Linked DNA regions of Mus musculus: region 2 is linked to region 1. Evidence: chromatin loops called from intact Hi-C (ENCODE). Cell type or tissue: heart. All regions are shown on one strand. Links, peaks and the distances in the headings refer to the core of each region. The heading gives the core; the rest is flanking DNA.

The links. Peaks named below come from ENCODE experiments on the same cell type or tissue, not always from the same donor. Only the 100,000 strongest peaks of a DNase experiment are listed, where the experiment ranks them.
Region 2: it touches region 1 in a loop (7-fold over the local background); 3 of 42 quality-filtered maps call a loop at or near these places.

Annotation. Positions count from the first base shown.
Region 1 is chr5:5,375,608-5,384,039 of GRCm38, forward strand. Cdk14 (cyclin-dependent kinase 14) reads right to left here and starts at 4,644. Exons shown (of 15, transcript NM_011074.3): 1 at 4,428-4,644. The coding sequence starts at 4,518. In heart, for the core only: no CTCF peak of the experiment used is centred there; DNase peaks (open chromatin) are centred at 4,534, 5,094 and 5,644; H3K4me3 peaks cover 3,251 bases; H3K27ac peaks cover 1,970 bases.
Region 2 is chr5:5,176,204-5,184,635 of GRCm38, forward strand. The region is part of intron 5 of Cdk14 (cyclin-dependent kinase 14); the gene reads right to left. Among named protein-coding and RNA genes, the nearest start is that of Gm30151, 190 kb to the right of the region's middle. In heart, for the core only: no CTCF peak of the experiment used is centred there; no DNase peak of the experiment used is centred there.

The DNA of each region.
Region 1 (8,432 bases), core at 132-8,131:
GGCCCACTCTTTCTTGCCTTCTTGGTCCTGACAATTTCCCATCATCCCGCTCTAACGGGTGGATCTGAGATTAGTTAGAAAGGGAGTTGGAGGGTGGGGACAAAGAGAAAATTCTAAGTGCATTTGCTAAGCAATAAAGAAAAGCCGATGATTCCCACTGCATGGTGACTCCGTGAGGCCCTGCTTACCACAGGAAGAACAAAGCTGGACTGAAAAGCCTATTACTCAATAGATACCTTTCATTGATAGATTGACACCTGACATGGTTTCTTCTAAATATTGCACACCTTGCCCTAAAAGGGAGTTGACGGAATAACAAAGACCAATTAAAGGTGTTCTTGCCAGATAGCTATCAGGTCACTGGTGAGTAAACTCTGACCTAAACAAGCACACAACATCTTGTTATTGATTATGTTCCCTGATTGTCATTAATCATTTATGTAAATGTAAAACCACAATGGTCCTCAAGGATGTCGTGGGACAATAAGCAAATTGTGCTACTCTGACTTAACAAAAGGATAGATATGGAGTTGTTGATACTCTATCTGGTCCTCAGTTCAGACACAGTTCCCAAAAGGCTTCTTAGTAACTCACCAAGGAGATCCTGCTGTGTCCTCCATGGCACCTTCACTACTAATCTTCATTATGGAATTTGCCACTTTATGCTAGCAATGCTCATTCACTAGCCTGTGTTCCAGCCATATTGAGCACTAACTCCAGGACAATATCTAGCGCCAGAAGGTATATGGTAACATGTGGCATTAAGGAGTCCTACCTCAGTGGCAAAGAGAGAGAAGGTCATATTTTAATGTACACTAAGGTTTTGGCAAATGAAAACCATATATATTTTTATGTAACAACCATAAACATAAGTCCCATTACTATAATATCCACTCCGTCTTCTGCACCCTCCCCTTGCCCCTCCCTCTTGCTAGGCCCAGAGTTCAGGGCCTCACACATACTGGGCAAGCTCTCCTCACTGAGCCCAAATTAAAACCATTTATAGCTGCTTTGGGGAAGAATCTGGCACAACAGTGAAACCGTAAACCTGAGCACTTTACATCTATCTACCATTCTTCATGGAATGGCTGGTCAATGACAATGTAGAGCTACACAGCGACAGGCAGAGGGCAAGAAACCCACAAGCATTCCCCCTAATCTCAGCTTCCTCCTTCCACCCACATCCTCTAAACAAGCGCATACATGGGCTCCTCTCTAATAGCAAGCATGCGCATCCTTTCCCGGGGAAAGAATCCCACCAGGTGAGAAGGAGGGTCGGCATCTGCATTAGCCTGCCTGTGAAGTCAAAAAAGGAACCGGCGCCAGGAATGGATGGGCTCATTTCAGCTACTAACTACAATTAAGTTCCAGCTTACCTTAGCTAGCCTACAAGTTCTAAGTCAGGAAGGGGAGGAATCCTGCTAAAAAAAAAAAACAAGACCACCATCCTAAATAGGTGACCACACTGAGCTATTGCGCAGGAAACCAGAAATAGTCACTGTGGAAATGGATGCTTGACTTTAGAATTTAATTATGCTCATCTTATAAAAGAGCCATAGCTCTATTGTAGTCACTACCTGGCAGATGTCATAAATCAGAACCCTGTGGCTTGAAACCTAATGTGTCTCATTTGACCTTATGTAGCAATCTCGGGTCAGTTCTGTTTGGGGTTGACGGTGACAAAGTCAGCATGGTCTATGATGTATGACAAATTAAACAATCCTACTTCTTTTGTAGTCAGAATCACTATTAAAAACAATCACTGACTGCAGACCACATGCATGCATGCACTGTCATCGTTTTCTAGGCAAATGGTTAGCGATTTCTTATGGCTGAACAATGATATGGATATTTCACCATATAACAAACTATACCTAAAAAGGACTAAGAAAAGGAAATAAAGCCAATATGTATATTTCAAAGGCTCTCTTAGACTGGGTCATGGAATACATGGTGATGTTGGGTCGTTTGTTTATCCTTTGACCACTCAATGAAGAAAAGTAGGTAAGAAGGGACAAACAGAAATCGGAACTGATCCTCACCATGTTATAGATGATGTATCAGATAGTGTTATTCTGTCTCATTTGATCTCCACAATTATACAACTCTATGCAGGTGAGGATGCAGGAATTTAAGTGAATTACTGGTTGCCAAGGAAAAGAGAGGGCCAGGCTCACAACTGTCCAACTCCAACGCTTACCATGTTTTTAGGATGTTATACTACAAATCTGTAGCCACTTCTCCTCTTCTTCCTTTCTACCTATAACACTATCATGTCAGTATGATCTGATCCCTAATAATGACAACACGTTGCAAACATTTATTGAGTCCTCATTGCATGCCACACAAGACACTGCGTCATCATTTCACCAAGTGGGGAAAAAACCCACAGACCACATCCCTTGCTTATAAACTATATGAACCCATAGAAAAATCTCATTGCATTGTCTCTCGGTCCTCAAAAACATCCTTCAGTCAGCAAACTGAGTTCACTGCCTCTGAGTGTGAGGGAAAACATAGAAGATGACTTTTTCAGTAGTGCTCTTTCTAATAAATATCCTGGGTTTGGTGCATACACAACAAAAATCACTTAAAAATGTCAATAATTTCTTTCACAATGTACCACAGTAAGATCTGCTCTTCTGAGTCCTCTTTCAATAAAGACATTATCAGCTTTCTTTACTGAGCTGTACTGTTTCCTAGAGAATGGACATAAAGGCCACATAATCATACCAGGCATTGGTGAGGAGCGTTAGACTCAGAAGGGAGCTCTCACACGACTAAAGCCGAGGAATCCAGGAAGCCCAATTAACTATAATATCTACTGCCAACACTGCAGTTAATCCAAACAGTACTGATTGGCCATCAAACCCTAAAATTATTTAAACATACAGGATTTTTATATTATTACCCTTGGTTTCTTACTGAGACTCAACTGCAATGAATTATTTAACACAAAACTGGAGGGGCTCCAACGGAATCATTAGCATTAGTAACTATCTAGCTAATGTGCTTTAGAACAGGCCCTAATGGACTCCAGAACCCGCCTGGGTGGTGTTTTGGGTCCAGCCCTGAAACATCCTTGTTAATAATGCACAGACTCCACACCTCACTCTCACACTCCTCTTGGCTTCAAACTTCACTTGAATGTAGGACTCCACACTCACAGGCCTAACTCAGAAAAATGAGTCTGTGTACATTCAACGCATGTAATAAGTAAAGGCACGACTAATATGACTTCTGCACATGATTTACAGTGTTCTCAGGAAAAGCAAAGTGTCAAACAAAATTGATAATAATAATAATAATAATAATAATAATAATAAGCTTGACTAAATATTTATCCATGTTTTCATAGTTCATTGTCCATACATGCAAACTGTCTTCAGACTGCAGACACTCACTGGCACATCAGGGCTTTAAGGAATTAGCTTATGATTAATTAATTAACTTTCACTAACATAACAGGTGAGCCAAAGGCCAGAAGGTATGCTGGGACACTCCCATGTGTTGGCTTGGGGCTTATAGGATTCCCTTGCTTTGCACAGTTACCTGTATCAAAGAAAGTTAAGGACCAAAGTTTAGGTAGCAGCTATGCCTCCAGGTTTACAGGCACTTTCTGCCACCAACACTCAAGATTCAACAAACCCATTCCACCGGACACAGCTGTCATCTTGCTGCAGCCTATAGCATGTATTCATTAAGTATCCTAAACATTCCTTGAGCGTTTTGTTTTGTTTTGTTTTGTTAATGCTGTGTGTTTATGCTCTGTTAAGTTGGTTGATTTTTTTTTTAAAGAAGACAATAGCCTCTGGACTGCACTAATGGAGCAAGTTCAGGAGACATATTCATAAATGTCTCCACAACTTCACAGCTCACCCTTCACCACAGCAGCTGGAAGGTTTCAAGACCTACAAACCGAACACCCAAACCTCCAATTATAGGACCCGGAGTACGGAACAAAAGGTCCCAAGGTATCTGTCCCACTTCCTCTAGGTTGAGTACATTAAACAACATCAGGCACATGTCAACGTTTCAACAATTCCCAAAGCTAAATTATTGGCTAAGCACTTAAAACCAACTCGCTTTAAGTAACCTAGGTGGCCACAGAAACCCGATGGCGGTGGGGACCGGGTGTTCCCTCTCCGGTTCACTGCGGGCGCCAAAGATACTATTGGCGGGGAGGAGGAACTCAAATTGGAGGCTTAAGACAGTCCACGAACGAAGCCCAGGTCCTGGGGGCAGAGGGATGGCCCTCCAGCTGGTCCCTGCCCTAGCCTGGAGTCCTCTCCTTCATCCCTGGTTCGCAGCTCACCCCGAGGTGGCAGCCGCCTGGTTGGTGCCCGGAGCACGGAGTGGGCGCGGGGACTGAGGGAGCGAGCCCCGGGATCGCCCGCAGGACACTGGGGACAGTCGACTACACTCACCGATGCGGCTGAAACTCTCGGACAAAGTTCTCCTCAACTTCTTCATCTTGCCGATCTTCTCGGCCGGCTGCGGTTCAATGAGGTCGCACATCTGGGCGGCGTAGGGCCCCGGCAACTTCGCGAAACTGGTCCAGCGCAGCGCAGCGCAGCGCAGACAACGGCGGGCGAGGGCGCGCGGCGCGGGGAAGGCGGCGCCTCGTCCTGCTCCTCCGCCTCCGCCTCCTCGCGGGCCGCGGGCGACGCGCAGCGCTCGCCAGGCTGCGGGGCTCGGGCCTGGGCCGAGGCTGGGCGCGCGGGGGCGTCTTACGTGGTGCCGGGGGCTGCCGCCATCCCCGCCGCCCGGGGGCCCCCGCGCTGCGCGGCCGCCCGCCGCATTTTCCCTCCTTTGTAAGCAAGAGCCGCGCGGCCGCGGCCGGAGATGGGGGTCCGCGGACGAGGAGGCGCAGGCGGCTGCGGACCGGGCGAGCGGGACAAGTTCCCCAGCCCGAGGGGCGGCGCTGCACGGAGACCTGCGACTGCCCTCGCCGGAGGCCTGGCGCCCGGGACCCCCGCGCGACCCCGCGCCGCGCTCCGGCTCCGAATCCGACTCCGACTCCCAGGCCTCCGCCGCCCTCCCGGACCCGCCGCGCCCGGGCGGCGCCCCCTCCCGGCCGCCCGCGCTCCGCCCGCCGCGGCCGCGCTCCTTCCGCGCGCTCCGGGACCGCAGCCCGCAGGCGGGCCAGTCCACCCGGTGCGGTCCGTGTTGGCCCACGACCCGGAAATGTTGGGGAGTGTCCGACGAGGTGCTCGAAGACCTTGGGGACGCATTCGGGTTTAGGATAGACTTTATGGCGTGGGGTGGTTGGTTTTAATTTGCAGGGAAAGTGGGTGCTCCAAAGGGCAGGAGAGGCCCCATTTTATTGGGGTACAGTGCAAAAGCTGAAAATGCTCCCCACCCCGGAACTTCTAGAAGTCAGGGCACCTGCGTTTTGCCTCAGCCCTGTCTCTGGGTGACAGGAATGTCACTGTGGGTGACTCCTCAGCAGGATACTCTGGTCATCGGTAAACTTACAACCTATTGTCACCTCCTTTCCCCACTTCAGTGAATGAACTTGAAAAGGATCTTAAGAGTGGCTTTTTTAAAAAGCCCCGGGACAAACAGTTCCGGCAGAAAACAGTCTTTTTTTTTTTCTAATAAATGAGGTGCTCCAAACGTCAGTCTCCCAGGGGAGGGTGAAGGAAGATGGGGGTTGGCCTGGTGTACTGATTATGGGCCAGCAAAGTCCTTATGAAAGAAACGTTAGTGATCTTGAGTCATCTGGCTGGGTAAGTAATAGGAGCTTTTGTGGGTGTGACAATGCTGTTTAGTTTAAAGGAAGTTTTGGGGAGTTTGTGTTTTGTCGAAAGATGTTTATCTTAAAACAAAAACTAGCCCCCTGCCTTCCTTAAATTGTGAGGTAGAACACTGATTTGTTCTGCCCTGTGCTGAGCACATTACAGGGTTTTGGTAGATTGCCACTGATAAAAAGCTGCTAGCTAGTCAAGCCAAGCCCCTAACAGGAGAGAGCCAGGAATCCATAGCAAAGTCAAGAGAGTTTAAACGCAGGGATGTTGGGTCCTGACAGCCATATCTCAGTAATTACAGAAAGCACCAACTGTGGCTTCATGCAGGAAAAAAAGTTTTATTGACATTTACCACTTGGTCAGACTAATTAGAAAATTAGCAGTTACAACTGAACTCACAGAGAGAGAAACAGAGACAGAGTGAGACACAGAGACACAGAGAGATAGAGACAAAGAGAAAAAAGAGACGGAGAGAGATCCAAACACTGATGCCTTCTTCCAGTCAACAAAGTTGAAAAAATAGCTAATGATAAAACCTTAGAGCGCTATGTATCTGCAGCTGTACTGCTGTCTCCTTTAGAAATGTCTGATCTGAGTACAGAGAGACACAGGCCCAGTGTCGTGGCTCAGTAGTGAGTGTTTGCAGCCGGCATGCTTTGTGTACGTGTGCTGTGCGTGTACCTGCACGTGCATGGGTGTGATAGCCTTTGTGTACATGTGCTGTGCGTGTACCTGCACGTGCATGGGTGTGATAGCCTTTGTGTACATGTGCTGTGTATGTGTACCTACACGTGCATGGGTGTGATAGCCTTTGTGTACATGTGCTGTGCGTGTACCTGCACGTGCATGGGTGTGATAGCCTTTGTGTACATGTGCTGTGTATGTGTACCTACACGTGCATGGGTGTGATAGCCTTTGTGTACATGTGCTGTGCGTGTACCTGCACGTGCATGGGTGTGATAGCCTTTGTGTACATGTGCTGTGCATGTACCTGCACGTGCATGGGTGTGATAGCCTTTGTGTACATGTGCTGTGTGTGTACCTGCATGTGCATGGGTGTGATAGCCTTTGTGTATGTGTGCTGTGCATGTACCTGCACGTGCATGGGTGTGACATCCTTTTTACCTTCCCAATATTTCTAATATTCTAAACTTTGAAAAGCCAGTTTACAATCTATGCATACAAAGCTATTGTTTGTGACCGTTTTTTAAAATAACATGAACTTGTGTCACTATATCTAGGGTTAGTAGGGGAAAACATTTAATATTAAGCTGTGGCAAAATATGCAAAATATATATATACATTTCTGAAATTTACGAAATTTCTGGAAACAAAAGGAGAAACTTAAGAGAATATTCTAGATGGGGCACAACTTTGTCCTTAGACGTTATACTTGAAAGTAGAATCTGAGTATTTTGCCCCCCAAATGCATTAATTTTATGTTGCAAAAATACTAACTTACAACATCATGGGTATTAATTTCCCTTTTCTGTCTCGACTCCAGACGTCCAGCCCTGTGCACTAAAGCAGAGCAGTACATCTGGCAGATGAGACCTGTGTCCAGTGACAAGCCAAGTGAACCCTGGCAACTGAATAGCCAGCTTTCTGCTCCATGTTTGTACGACACTGGCACGTTATGCAGGAAGCCTACAGAATAGAGAAGGAAATTAACTTCATGCTTTTGAGATATGTGTACTTCTGTTTAAGGGTTCAACGTGTGTGTGTGTGTGTGTGTGTGTGTGTGTGTGTGTGTGTGTGCGTGCGTGCGCAACATCTGAAGACAAGGACATAAGCTTATCTAGGGACTAATTGGCAAGTGCTGACTCAACCAAATTCACCAGTGCAATGTGGTAGGCCGGAAGAAGTTGGCTGTGGATCCAGGATGCATGAGTTTTCATTCCTGTTCCATCAATATGTGCTGTGGAACCTGAGAAGAGTAATGCATCTACTTCCTTATCTATAAGGAAAAGGTTTAAGCTGGATAAGCTCAGGTGTCGCCTTAGCTACAAAAATGTGAAGGTGGCATTACCCCGTTCTCAGCTTACATACTAAAGGCTGATTACACCCTCGATACACAAAGGTTGATATACAAGGTACAAAACATACTTTATAGATAAACAAAGCAAAATTACATGTGGTTTAATGTCCATCACTTCTAGTCACCGCAGACATAAACTGTGCATTTGTTAGACAATATTGTGGTTCCAGCCCGGTAGCATACACCAGCAGACATGAGGCCCCAACACATGTACCTCAGAGGACTGCCTGGTCTAGCCTCAGAGAAGATGCACCTAACCCTCAAAAGACTTAAAGTCCCCAGGGAGTGGGGAGGTCTTGTGGGGTAGGGGTGGGAGGACATCCTCTTGGAAACAGCGGGGGTTGGTGAAGGCTAGCAATCCTAACCCAAATAGGCAGGGAGTGCAGGGTTTGATTAGGATCAAAGAACCATCAAAAGCAGCTCACTGCTGCTTAACCAACCATACACAAAGGTAGAGTCAGGGGAAAGAAATCCATGAAACAAGGAAGCCAAGGACAAAGGTAGAAAAATAGTTACATTCACTGATGTGAACTTCCAGAAAACAGTTAAAGCTTAAAGACTGACATCCAATCAGCATAATTACTGGAGTGGTGGAAACTTTTAGAATTAAATATCCTCCAAGAACTCTGAAACGTTGATCTAGT
Region 2 (8,432 bases), core at 329-8,328, 200 kb before region 1:
AAATGAGCCAGAGGCTCACCCAGGCATGAACATACACCACAGACCTAGAGCAGGCCAGTGTGGAGGGAAGGAACGAAGTCATGTGCTCCCGTTACACTGCAAAATCCAAGCCCCCATCGACTGTGCAGGCGAGTTGTAGTTATGGACATAATGCCTTTCCTTATGAGTCCTGCAGTAATTTACATGTTAATGCATCCATGACATAAGCTGAAGCCAGAACTCTGGCATCGTGTAGAGTACAATTAACGGTAGCCTTCTACAATTTCCTGATGACAATTTATTTGCTTCTTTCAGCGAGAAAGAATATGAACTGTGGATCTACCAAAAAACATAATCAGCAAGTATTAGAAATATTGCTAGTAAAGGGCAATATCCTTAATCCCTGTGTGACCGTGTAAGTATTATGATAGTACTAGAAGATTATTTATCATCATGGCTATTAATACACTATTAATAAAAAACAATTTACTTTCTTAGTATCTACTTAGAGAAGTTCATAACCCACACCCCCGTTAGCATCAATGGCACAGAAAGAGCCACCTCCTTGTGAAGGATTCAGACGCTCAGCAGTGTAGAGGAACTGCTTGCTAGCACACCATTTGACTCCAGTTCTCTCAGTCCACAGTCCCGTTCCTTATACTATACAGTGTGACCTTTACTAAAGGATACTATGCTGTTGTACTGAAGGAGAGCAGCATTAGACTTACTGACTCACACCTCCCCTAAGAGTATTGTTTGCAAAACTATTTTGGCAACATCCCCTACCAAGACCATTCCAACTCAGACAGGGGCTTTGGACAGACCCCTACCCAACCTTTCAGGAATTACATGGTTCTTGGCAAGTTATATCCTTTCCCTAAGAGCTTGGTTTTCCTCATGTATACTGGGGATAATGCCAGTAGATGCATCTCACAGGGCAGCTATGTGAGTCTGCTGAAGTAATGAATCCAAAGTAGGAAGTCAAACACCTGGCTTATAATCATTGCAGAGGCAATATTGTGTATTACCCTGACACTGAATTTTCTAAAACTCTATCTGCCAGAATAGGCCCTCACTTCCTGACACAGATCACAAGAATCTTTGTTTCCTAAGGTTCCTTTATATTTACAAAAGGTCTTAGTCTTAGTTAGGCTTTCCATTGCTGTGATGTGTCTAAAGGAAAGCATTTAACTGGGGCTGGCTTACAGTTTCAGAGGTTCAATCCTTTATCCTCAGAGTGAGAAGCAAGGCACCATACAGGCAGGCCCATTGCTGGAGGAGCCAAAAGTTCTAGCTCTTAATCCAAAGGCAGCTAAAGGGACTGTATCCCACACTGTTGGAGCTTTAGCATAGAAGACCTCAAAGCCTGCTCCCACAATGGCATGCTTCCTCCAGTAAGGCCAAACCTACTCCAACAAGGCCATACCTCCATACAGTGCCACTCACAGAGGGCCAAGCACTCAAACATGAGTCTGTGGGGACCAATTACAACTACACAGTCTTGGACTTCCTGGCAACACATATGAAAATGTTTTTAGTTATTTCACAAAATCTTGTTTTTGTTTTATGAGCAAGAAATGGTTCCTATTTATTTTTTACTTCCCACGGGGTGGGGGGCACTTACTAAGTGGCATCTACAACATGGCACCGAGTATTTGAAATGACAGTCTGGAAGAATGATTTTTCAGTCCCAAGCTCACATTACAAGAGTAGTGACCATCACTGGGCATGGAACTTGTCCAGCCTTCACGGGAACCTCACACAGGACAGGATAGATAATCTCCCCAACTACACAGTCCTACTAAGTGCCAGGGCACAGGCTAGAAATGAGATCAGGTTAACACAAGCCTCTGCACTCTTTTCTGCTGATCAGATAAAGAAAAGATTCCTAGCACTTTAGAAGTCCTTGTATAATTCCCTCTAAACATTATTCCTGAGTTAGAATGATTTAAATGCCATAGAGGAGTGTCTCCTGGTAGTTTGTAAAAATCATGTGTTCTTCTGTGGTCTTCCTTCTTTCAACCATCATTATGTTTTTATATTTGTGAATGAAATTCAGTGCTGAGAGTAAAGGTGGAGATATGGATTGGGAACTTATCAAAGAATGGGGAAGTCGGCACAAAGAGAATTGGAAAAATCATCACAAAAAGGTAAGGGGAGATCCTGCGAGGCTAATTCATGTTCATTAGAAAGTGAAGCCAGTCAAAGACAATAGATTCCTGAATGGTCGAAGATGCCAACCACCGAGAAGAAGACTTAGGGGGGCCACCTAGCAAAGAAGAATGCTGACTGCCCTGTTATCCCTTAAAGGTCATCCTAGTTCTCCAAGGTATCCACTGTTTATCTGAACCTTAGTGACCCTGAGAGCCTGAGGGAAAGGTGCCTGAAGGAACGTTTGCCAGTGACATTAGTGGCTTCCCCAGGAATAAACAACTGCAAGTGACAGGGGCAAATGGTTCAAATTCAACAAGTTAAGAACATTCAAGGAATTGGGAAGGTCATCATTTTTTATAACCTTCCACTGAAATATTCTCATTTTACTTATAAAATTCCATAATACATTGGTCTTTATGCTGGAATTGTTGTGTTTGTCTTACTGTAGTGTATTATTGTCCTTTTATGAAAATCATCGCATCTGCAAACGGACAAATGTCCAGCATGAAAATGTTCCTCTTCCTATGGATGGAGGTCAACAAATTGCCTCATAAAAGTGACAGTCTTCAAAAAGTCGGAATTCTAAATTAATATACATAATTTAAGTAACCATTCAAAATATTGTAAAATACCTTCTCGCTCTTCTTTAAGGACTATGATTGGATTTAATGGGGCCCACACAACTGGAAGGTTACCCTCATGTTTATTTCTCTGAGATTTTTATAAGACATGTATTTCAGCAGGTAAATGCAAGACACAGAGTGTGCTTACAAAGAATGAGTCCTCTAAAATAAGCCTCCCACTTTCAGGGAGAGACTGGATGTATGAATGTGCACGTACATACACACTACGATAAAAATTAGAACTGTATGGACTGTTATTACATATTATCACTAAGGCAGGAATTAAGAACTATCTAAAAGTATGGTGCCCAAGTTACACCTAAACCAGGAGTGGACTTTAACTTGGAAAAGACTGAAGCACACACGAGAAAAATGAGAAAAAATTATAATATAGCAGTTGTCCTGTCTTGTCTTTCCATGTTAGGTACAGATTAGCTCTCAAATTTCTTTTGCACAAATTATTCCACTATGAGGACAATAAGTTCTGCCATATTAATTGCTTTATGAAATAGTACAATTCTTAATATTAGCTAGTTCATTTTCTCAATATTTAATTGGTGATGAGTGAACTCCTACCAGGCAAGCCTTGTTTGTTTTCTAACATTCCTGAACCTGTAGAGAGGGCTGCATGTATTAAACTGGCGCTGATGTTGGTATGTTGGTCTGCAGCTCCTGGCCAAGACAGCAACAGAGCAATTGGAGCAGTCAAATTCAACTCTACTTGGGATCTTTTATATTTATATAAACTATTCAAGTCACAGAAACATTCTGATCAAGAAAGTAACAATAAATTTTATGTATTCCTTTGACATAAAAATTTAGGATGATTTTGGAAAAATTAGCATTATTGAAGTTTCAGTATTTAATATGATATCCTTCATTCTTTAAGCATATCCTTAATCTAAAAGTGTTTTGAACAAAAATTTAAACCTACAAAGAGCAAATAGCAATTTTATATACATAAACAAGCACAATTTGTCATCCAATCTTTTATTTGCTGCTATAATACTGTGTGTACTTCTGTATTTGAAGGAAGATATAATGAGGAAAACATGGGCATGCCGTTTTAATGACTTGATAAACTTTTATACTGCTTTGGGACTTCATGAAGCACATAGGTGAATCTGTAAGTACTGTGAAATATTGTAGATGTTCTGTGTAGAGTTGTGGGTAGAAGCTTTATGTGTCATTGGAGGGCAGTATGTGGCTTTTTATACTTCATAGATGAAATACAGTGCAAAAGCTAACTTAAGGTGACAGTCTGAGACTGTTCAAGCCCTTGGACTTATCCTACAAAGAGTGTTTATTCTTTTTTAGGTTACAAGAAAGTAATTGCATTGATTTGTTTTGTGAATGTGGCTCAAAGGGTGGCCAGCAAGCTTCCCTTAAGGCTGATACTTCCCCTACTGCTGGAGCCTGCCCACATGGCCCTAAGCTACACACACACACACACACACACACACACACACACACACACACACACACACACACACAAAGGCTCACAGATAACAGGACAATTGCCAAGCTTTTGCTGAGTATTTCCTTTAATTCTTTTTCTTGGGTCCTGTTCAAAATGTTAGGGTTTTGGTTTTTTTTTTTTTTTTTTTTTTTAAGTACTACTATCAACTCAATGCTCTTGGGTATACCCAGAGAACTGACTGAGCTGGCAAGTATCCAAAAAATATAAATATCCCATACTCAAGTTTCCTTTTATTTGTCCTTCTGAACTTTTCCCACAATATACTATATAGTGCATTTCTCTCACATGTGCTATTAATTAAGATTTTTTAAAAAACAAATCAAGATAGGAATTATTCAATGGTTTTAAGAAGAGATCCATTGCATTCTAAAATGTCACAAGAATATGAGCAATGCAGAGAAATCTGAATGGTTTACTTTTCTGGTTACTCCACAGGAAGATGGGATCCAATTCTGAGGTGAGGCCAGCATTCTAAGGAGCTGAGTCACCACCAGGCCTCTGTCTCCTCCACATTGACGACTCATAGGACTTTGCCTCAGGTCTGAGCTCTACTGATCTTGATCATTCTAACACTCCTCCCTACAACTCAGTTGATCTTCTGTAAATGATAGGACCAGATTACATGATCCCTTGCGCTCTTCCCAGACCTTACAAACTAGGATTAAACCCTTCAGGGGCAAGATGTCTACCCCTTCAGGTTTAGTATAGCATAGCATGAGCTTAATACCTTTGACCATACAACTCTCACAATGGCCTATCAACTTATGCTCTCCTTACTTGCTGATGCTCCCAAAATGGATGCATTCAATACCTAGTTCTATCTTCCTCTTCCTTAATGCTTCCATATAGGTCCCAAACACAATGGTAATTTAAGAAAATGAAAAGTAACCATAGAAACAAATGTTGATCAGGACAAGACTCCAGTTCACAGCAGAAGAGACTTGTGGTGAACACAGGATAGGCAGTGTTTGCAATTAGAAAATTTCTGAGCAGCCTCCATACCCACTCAGAAGGTAGAACTCCCTCTCAGCAGGCAAACTGGTGGGGTTGGGTGGCAGGGAGAGTATTTCTACTTCAGCTAGCTACTTAGCAACAACTCTCCTCTGTTCATTTCTCAGACCACAACGTATGACTATAACCATGGTTCCTTCCACTCTTAATTCTGAAACAATCGTGGCCCAATTAGTTGCTGCTTAAAATCTATTAACTCACTACCTAGTCTCTGCATTAGCTCCATTTTCATAACAGTAGGGGAACGCAGGTATCTAAGGAGTCTGTTCTTGTTCCATACCACAGCCTCTAAGGTACCAATAGGTCATAGATGAGCATATCTGTCCAGAAAGCTTAATGTAGTTAAGCACGGGAATATAAGTGTACAAGCATGTAATACTTGCAAAGAACAAAAAAGAAAGAAGAGGAAAGGGAATATCACTATTAAAGGCTACAGGATGTCAGAGAAGAGGCAGTGTTTAATGCGGTCTTTAAAAGGTGACTCGAGTAGAGTTGATGGTCTGGGGTAGGGACAGGCTAGAAAAAGCAGGTACATTCATTCCTTTGCCAGTACATTCCTCCACCAGCTGCTTCTCCCCTAGCCAGCCATAAAAATTCAACCTGTCATTTGCCACATACAATCAGCTTCTTAGTTGTACAAGTTATATAATGATTTTTTTCTCATATTGAGTTACTTTCTTGTATTGAACAAACAGTATGTTATGATTATAGCTCTTTGTCAAAAACTGACAGCCCCTGGAGATGGAAACTTGTGATCTCAGCATCTAAGGAGACAGATGTCCCAAAAGATCCTGACTTGCCAATGGTTTCCACCTTACTCTACAACAGGCTTTGTGCCTATAATCTTATAATCCAGTTTGCAACATATGAGTTTTCTCATTATTTAACTTGGTCATCTTTTATAAGTTTGAAAAATTAATCCTTTATCAAACACATTACTTGGCAATATTTTCTTCTGATTTGTGACTTGTCTCTTAGTTTTCATAGATCTGTGTTCAGGGACCACAACTTCAATTGATAAACTGTCATCTTCCATAAATTTGGCTAATCTCTAATCTGAAATCACAAGGCTTCCCAGCAGGTCTGTGTCCAGAGATTCTAAACTTTTTATATTGAATACACAAACTTAGTATTGAAATTGGTATTGGTTGCAAGGTGAGTATTGATCTGTTTTGCATTCAAACATCTAATTGTCAAGAGTAACAATTTTTGTAAAAACTACTTCTTGTCCACTTAAGATCAACTGTCTAATTTGTTAGCATTAAGTGGCTCATAATAGCCCTATAAAGACCAATGATTCCTCTAAAGTCAATAGTTATGTTTGCTCATTGGTGGTATAGTAACTCATACCTTGTTCATCTTGGTCAGTCAGGTAAAAATGTATTAATATTCGCACAGCAAAAACAAACAAAAAAAAAACATCAGCTTTCTGTTTAACTGTCTTCTCTACTGCATTTCCGTTCTCTATTTCACTGATTCCACTGTGGTTATTATTCTCCCTCTGTTTTGGGGAAATAAATAAATAAATGTGATGCTCTTTTCCAATACGCTTAGAGAAAAAGCTTAGATTTTAAGTTGAGATCATATTTCTTTTCTAAAATGTATGTTCCAGGCTCAGCTTTTCTCCCAAACACTGACTTATCTACATCCCATGAATTTTGATGATGTTTTTATTTTCATTGATATCAAAATATCAACATTCATTTTTATTTTATCTATATATTATCCAGAAATGTGTTGTTTAATTTTCAATTTTTGAATTTCACTTTTGTTCTTCATGTTCAATGTAATTGCTTAGGAGACAGAAGTGACACCTTGATGAACGCAGTCCTCTGACACAGACTTCTGTTAAGGTTTAGCCTGTGACGTATCCTCGAGAATATTCAGTTTGCTCAAAAAATGCATGAATGCACATTTTACTTGGAACTATGTGTCCAGTTGGTCACCATATCATTTCTACCTTCTACATCTTGGTTGGCTTCTTCCAATTGATATTCCAATATTTGGGGATAAATGCATGAGTAAAATTGTTGAAATGTCTATTTCTTTTATGGTCCCCCTGTATATTACAACTATTGTGTAAAGTTTATGCATTTCTAATGGGGAGATCATGCTCATGGCAGACCTTTCATCACTGTAAAATGTCCCTCTCTGCAGGAAAACTACAAAAGTATCTATCGGTATTTATTATACTTTTTATCTTGTCAGGTTTCCTATGATTAATGTTTACATATCCTACTCAACATTTACCCCGATGAGTAGCTAGAACTAAAGCTCATCTCTTCTACAAAGCATGGAGTTAACTCTTCTCTTTCTACCCAGTCTGGAACACTTTTCTCTGGTGTCCTGAATGCAGAGAGTTGAGATGCTAGAGTTCTATCCCTATCCACTGCATCTCTTCGGGGATGCTCAAATGTTTCCGTGTTCCTACTCACTGCCTTCATCTTCTTCTCCATACATTGAAATAAAAGCATACTTTGTTGATTTTTAATCATATTATTTTCTTTGTGATTATTCTGAGGAATAATCATACATAGGTTGAGTATAGTTTGCTCCAGGTTAATATTGTCTTAATATTTATTAAATGTAGCTTTTTCTCTCCCACATAAATATTATCAATATGTCATATATCTAACAATGTTACAATCACTACGTGAAATAGTCTAGTATCTTACAGATTGTATAAAATATTATAGAACTGTTTATATTTATTCACATATTGCCATTTCCAACATTCTAATTTTTTATACTAAAAAAGTGGATTCGTTGCCAAGTGCACCCAGCCTGGCATGTGCACCCAGCCTGGCATGCTTCGCTTAGTATTTCACTCAGGTTCTGCTGATTTGGACATAGCTCTGGCCTCGTTTCCAAAGGATTGTTTTGTTAGATGCAGAATTTTAATTGACAGGTTTTCATTTCCTTCTCTTTTGTTTTTTGAGTATGTCAGTACTTTCCCTTCCTGCAACTGCCACTGTAGATGAAAGGTCAGCTCGTGAGTACAGTTTTCTCTGCTATAATGAGTTGCTTGTCTCTTCCTACCGTCAAGATTTCCCTTTGTCTTTTTCTTTATGCAATTTTACTTTTAAAAAAATCTACCAGTGGGTCTCTTTGTGCTTCTTTTAATTGTAGTCTTTTGACATGTTTGCAGTCATAGGATTTTATGGTGATTTAAAAAAATCATGCCT